Linked DNA regions of Homo sapiens: region 2 is linked to region 1. The links are chromatin loops, found by intact Hi-C in ENCODE. Cell type or tissue: ascending aorta. All regions are shown on one strand. Each heading gives the region's core, and the rest is flanking DNA. Links, peaks and the distances in the headings are about the cores only.

Region 1 (2,920 bases), core at 91-2,590:
CACCCACTCCCACTTTGCCTTCCACCATGAGTAAAAGCTTCCTGAGGCCTCCCCAGAAGCAAATGCTGCCAAGCTTCCCGTACAGCCTGCAGAACTGTGAGGCAATTAAACAAACTTCTTCTTATTTTTAATATAAGTTACCCAGTCTCAGGTATTTATTTATAGCAGTGTGAAAACTGACTAATACACCGGACATACCAAAGTTAAAAAGAAAGGAGAGTAGAAGCAGGTTAACATTACATTTTCTTCTCTTCAGTCTCAAAGATCCAAATTCACCTCTCGCCTGGGGCTGTGGTTTGGAGGATAGAGTAGGAATGGGATGTGGGGCCAGAGACCCCACAAGGGCCCTGTAGCATGCGGTAATTCTTTAATCTAACAAAGGACAGGAATCCACAAGGTGGTACAAATACACATTATCCAGTGGTATTTCAACCTGGAAACAATTCTTCAATAGATTGCCAGCTACCAGGTGTCAAGGGAGCCCCAAGTTGTACTCTTGCCCTGGGCCCCATAATTTGTAAATCCAGTGCTGACATTTCAGTAAAAATACCCAGAAGGAGTTTTCTGGGTGCTAGATGCAACACACAAAAAAAGCATATTAAAGATATTCCAAAAATGATGACTTTTTCAATAGGTTTTTAATGCCAAACATATGTATTACTGACTGAAATTCAAGTGTTTACCAGATTTCAAGCTTTCTCTTCAGCTGCCCCAGCTGGCGTCTGACACATTCCAAAATTTTTCTTCTGCTTGATATGTCTATTTTTAATCCCTTCAGATACTTTTCTTTTTGGCAAATCGGGAGGAGAGAATGCCTGTCGCTTCACGTCCTTCAGTTAATATTTTGCATAAATCAGTCAGGAATTAAGCATTAAACAATCACTTCATATCTCGGTTGTCAAATATTTCACCGTTGGGGGATGTATTTACGTATCTGAAAACATGTTGGCCTCTCCGTGTTTAAGGGAGGTGGAGAATATCAAGAAACTCTTTATGATAAACTTGAGAGCAATGGTAAGAAGGAGATTATGGGACGAGGTGATCAAAGGAGATAGGAACCCCATGTAATGAGATGAGGGAGAGGAAAAAATTCAGGTGTCCTGACAACGCGCTATGACTCAGTGTCAGAGCCTGATTCGAGTCTGACCTCCCCAGATTATTTCAGTCAACACTAACCTAAGTTGGTTCCCCAGGAGCAGACCCAGGGAAATAGCTTGGATATAAGTAGTTTATTGGGAGGCTATCCAGGAAGTACCAGAAGGGGAGTGGGAAAATGAGACAGGAAAAGGAAAAAAGCCAGTGTGGGTTGTTTGGGTGGAGCAGGCAGTGACCGTAGGCAGTGGTGTTTCCTATAAGTCAGTCCTGCAGGGTACCACTGGGGGCAGTGTAGACCATACTCCAGACTTGTCCTACCCAAGGGTTGAGGAGGCAGAGTATTTATCCACTAATTCCCATTAGTCGTTGCTTTATGGCTATCCCCATGGGTGTTAACTTCTTGCACTTCTAGCCTGCTCTGCTTAAAGGCAGAATGGACCGGGTGCTGTGGCTCATGCCTGTAATCCCAGCACTTTGGGAGGCCAAGGCAGGTGGATCACAAGGTCAGGAGATCGAGACCATCCTGGCTAACACGGTGAAACCCCTTCTCTACTAAAAATACAAAAAATTAGCCGGGCATGGTGGCATGTGCCTGAAATCCCAGCTACTTGGGAGGCTGAGGCAGGAGAATCACTTGAACCTGGGAGGTGGAGGTTGCAGTGAGCCAAGATGGTGCCACTGCACTCCAGCTTGGTTGACACAGCAAGACTCCATCTAAAAAAAAAAAAAAAAAAAAAGGCAGAATGCATTCCTATAGCCCTGTGGTTCCCAAACGGTGTACCAAAGTGCCCCAGAGTGCCACAGCAAATTCACAGAAGAGGCTACATGTATTTTTAATTTTTAAGGGAAACACGGCAACATCTATTGAATGCCATATGAACTACTAGTGACACATAGTTCAATTTTGAAGGCTACACTGTGCCCCTCTAAGATTTACGTGTTGAAGTTCTAACCCCTAATACCTCAGAAGGTGGCCTTATTTGGAGACAGGGTCTTTACAGATGTCTTGACATTAAAACGAGGTCATGAGGTGGGCCCTCATCTGGGCTCTGCAGGGTGAGAGGTCCAGGTTCCCAAAGTGGGTACACTCTTGCCAGGGCACACAGCATGGATTGTATTAACTCTTAGCTACAGCTGCCACCAGACACTTTGAACTCCTTGTGTCCAGGAACCAGCAGGTGAGAAGAGGAGTCACAATTTTGGCAAGGACAATTGACCCTGATCAGCAGTTACACAGATAGGAGCAGGAAGGAACACATATGGAACCTGAGTGATCCACTTGGGTGCTTCCTAGTAAGTACTCTCTTGATCAGGACTGGGGTCCTTAGAAGAAGGGGAGATCTGGACACAGAAGGGTGCGGAGGAAAGACCATGTGAAGACGCAGGGAGAGGGCTGCCGTCTGCAAGCCAAGGAGAGAGGCCTGAGAAGGAACCAAGCCTGCTGATACCTTGATCCCAAACTTCTGCCACAAAACTGTGAGAAAATAAATGTCCATTGTTTAAGCCTCCCAGTCTGCAGTGCTTTGTTACTGCAGCCTGAGCTGACTAGTGCACTCAGTTTCAACAGTAGATTCCACGACATTCCTTTCATGAAATATCTTTGAAAAAGCTGGATTTGGGGCAGTTGCTGTGATAAAAAGTGAGAACTGCACAAAAATTAACGTCCTACAGAAAATGAAGGTGATGGTATCCAAACTGATTCCAAGGTTCGAGAAGCTGCACTGTGGCCACCAGAGGCACATGACCCACTGGTAAGCAATGGCAGCTATTTAAGAAGCAAATACTGTGCTCACTTCAGCAGCACATATACTAAAAGTGGAAGAAT
Region 2 (2,920 bases), core at 308-2,807, 81 kb before region 1:
CTCTTCTCTCCACTATTCCAATCTGGTTCCTCCAGACACCTTGGCCTCCCCAAACTTTCACTTCTGTCTCCTTAATTTAGGGAGTCTCCTCGAATCCTCCTAGGCTGCAGCGTGGAAAGTCTCTCAAAGCAGTATGCTGGAGCAAACCCAGGGCTCACTTTGTTTCCTGTCTTTCAAGGTTAACTGTCCTCTGTTTCCTAAGATCCAAAGTTTAAAAACCATTGCATCATACATTGTATCTATTTTTTGGTTGTTTTAAGCAGGAGGAAAAAAAATCTCATTCCTGCTACTCCCTTCTCATGAGAAGCAGAAGTTTGTTCAATTGTTGAACTAACACATTCCCAGTTTGTGTTGGGATTCCCATTGTTGCTAGCAAAAACATTCCAATTATTATAGTCACATGACCTGTCTGGCCTGGGAAAGACTGAGCCAGAGTCTTATCCTGCTCTAGATAAAATGCCAGAGAATGGCCAGAAGTGATGGTAATTCTTTTTAATTATTCCAAAATAAGGGGTTTGGACAGAAAGTATTTGGGTGGTATTGAGAGGTGGTAAAGCCCACAGAATCTGGAATTACAAAAGGCTTGGGTTTGAATTCTAACCCAGTGACCTCCTAGTCATGTGTGACCTGGGAAAAAGTTACTTAAATTCCCTGATCTTCAGTTTCGTTATCTATGAGATGGGAATTAATTATAACCGTACCTTACTGACAACGAGATTGTTTGAGGAGTCACTAGAATGATACCTGTGAAGCTCAGTGCCTGGCAGGTAGTAAATTATATACTATTGTATGAAAAATGATAGCTGTTATTATCAGTAACATGCTATGCTATACAGATCCAACCCTTTTGACAATGATCTAACTTTGATTTTGCCTTGTCTGCATCTATAACCCTAATAAAGCTTAGATTCATTATCTATTTCAGTTGGATAGGCCTAATACCCTGTCCCCCAAAATTGTGTGAGCTGTGATGTCAGCGCCAAAATCAGTAAGAATCAACAGTGGCTTAATTTAGTTGATCAAAGCTGAGAACAAAGACTTGGGATCTGGTTTCCATGCAGATATTTGGGCCCTGCATTATTTAAATTATTTGATTGGACTGTTGTGCTGAAGATGTCTATCACTGGGACCGTCCAACCACACAGCATCCTAAAGGGAAATGCCCCACCTCCATGCCCTGGTTAAGATATGAGCCCAGTAACCCTTGACTCTGGCCCACTGCTGATTGGACCACACCTGATTAGATATGAGCCACCAGATCAGGTCTGATCCAGTCAATGACATAGGCCTTGGCCTGGTAAAGAAGAGAGGAGTCTCTCTCTTCTGGAAATTTGGACTATGTATAGTATATCCAGAGAACTAAATATACCCGGAGACCAAAATAGTCATACTTTGGCACTGAAGTAGCAAAGTCATGAGGTTGACTTCTGGCTGGAGAGGCTCTGATAGACCAGAAGCAGGCAGAGGTTTAGAGGCAGCAGAACCATGGGTAAGCAATGAAAGGGTTTGGATGTTTGTGCCCCCAAATCTCAGATTGAAAGGTAATCCCCAATGTTGGAGGTGTGGCCTGGTGCGGGGTGAGTGGATCATGGGGGTGGACTTTTAACACCATCCGCTTGGTGCCTTCTTTGCAATAGTGAGTGAGTTCTTGTGAGATCCGGTTGTTTAAAAGTGTGTGGCACCTCCCCTTGTTCTCTTGCTCCTGCTCTCACCACGTGATACATCAGCTCCCCCTTCACCTTCTGCCATGATTGTAAGCTTCCTGAGGTCATCCAAAAGCTGAGCAGATGCCAACCATGCTTCCTGTATGTACAGCCTGCAGAACTGTGAGCCAATTAAACCTCTTTTCTTTATAAGTTACTCAGATTCAGGCATTCCTTTATAGCAACACAAGAATGGCCTAACACACCCAGTAAGTAGAGAGAGTAGAATGAACCCACAGAGGAAATAAGCCAGGCTAGAGCCCAGCTAGTCCCCAAGCCTGCTTAATTCCCAACAGTTTCCATTTCATTTCTGGCTCCTGTTCACAGCTATCTCTTTTCAAAACAGCTTTTTCTGTTTTGAAAATAACAAGTAACACATTATCACTGGGAAAAAAAAATCAGAAGAACCCCAGAGAAGAATCTAAATGTAACACAAATTCTCATCTTCCCAGAATAGTGCATTTCCTTCCCGTCTTTTTTCCACACAATTGCAGACATTTTTTTTTCCAGAAAATTTAGATCATACTATTTATTAGACATTTTATTTGTTTACTGTAACTTAACAATGTATCATTTCCCACCACTTTAGGAGGCCAAGGTGGTAGGATCACTTGAAGTTGGGAGTTCAAGACCAGCCTGACCAACATGGTGAAACCTCGCCTCCACTGAAAATACAAAAATTAGCTGGGCATGGTGGCAGGCACCTGTAATCCTAGCTACTCGCTAAGACTGAGGCAGGAGAATCGCTTGAACCCAGGAGACGGAAGTTGCAGTGAGCCGAGATCATGCCACTGCACTCCAGCCTGGGCAACAGGGCGAGACTCCACCTCAAAAAAAAAAAAAATGTGTAATTAACTGTTCCCCATGTCAATAAATATTCTCTTCTAATATTCTTTTAAATGATTTTCTAGTATGCCATCCTAACGATATGTCATCACGAATTTATATAATTCCTTGTCATTGAACAATTAGGTTTTTCAAAGATTTTTTCTTTGCTTTTGTAAATAATGTTGCAATGAACACAGCTGCAGCTAAATCTTTGCACACATAAGTGATTATCCCCTTATCATAAATTATTAGAAGGCCAATTGTTGGGTCAATGGGCATGCACATCTCTTAAATCTCTTATACATATTGTTCAATTACGCTCCAGGAAAGCTGTAAAAAATTTATATTCCTACCAGTAGCATATGAATGCATCTGACCCAAGGAGTTTT

What was found. Peaks named below come from ENCODE experiments on the same cell type or tissue, not always from the same donor. Only the 100,000 strongest peaks of a DNase experiment are listed, where the experiment ranks them.
Region 2: a loop joins it to region 1, with 2.8 times the contacts of the local background. A loop is called at or near these places in 2 of 110 quality-filtered maps.

The regions. Positions count from the first base shown.
Region 1 is chr12:119,326,948-119,329,867 of GRCh38, forward strand. No RefSeq gene overlaps it. Among named protein-coding and RNA genes, the nearest start is that of CCDC60, 6.3 kb to the right of the region's middle. In ascending aorta, for the core only: a CTCF peak has its summit at 1,383; a DNase peak (open chromatin) is centred at 1,396; H3K4me3 peaks cover 349 bases.
Region 2 is chr12:119,245,894-119,248,813 of GRCh38, forward strand. The region is part of intron 1 of LOC105370025 (a long non-coding RNA gene); the gene reads right to left. Among named protein-coding and RNA genes, the nearest start is that of LINC00934, 56 kb to the right of the region's middle. In ascending aorta, for the core only: no CTCF peak of the experiment used is centred there; no DNase peak of the experiment used is centred there; H3K27ac peaks cover 1,931 bases.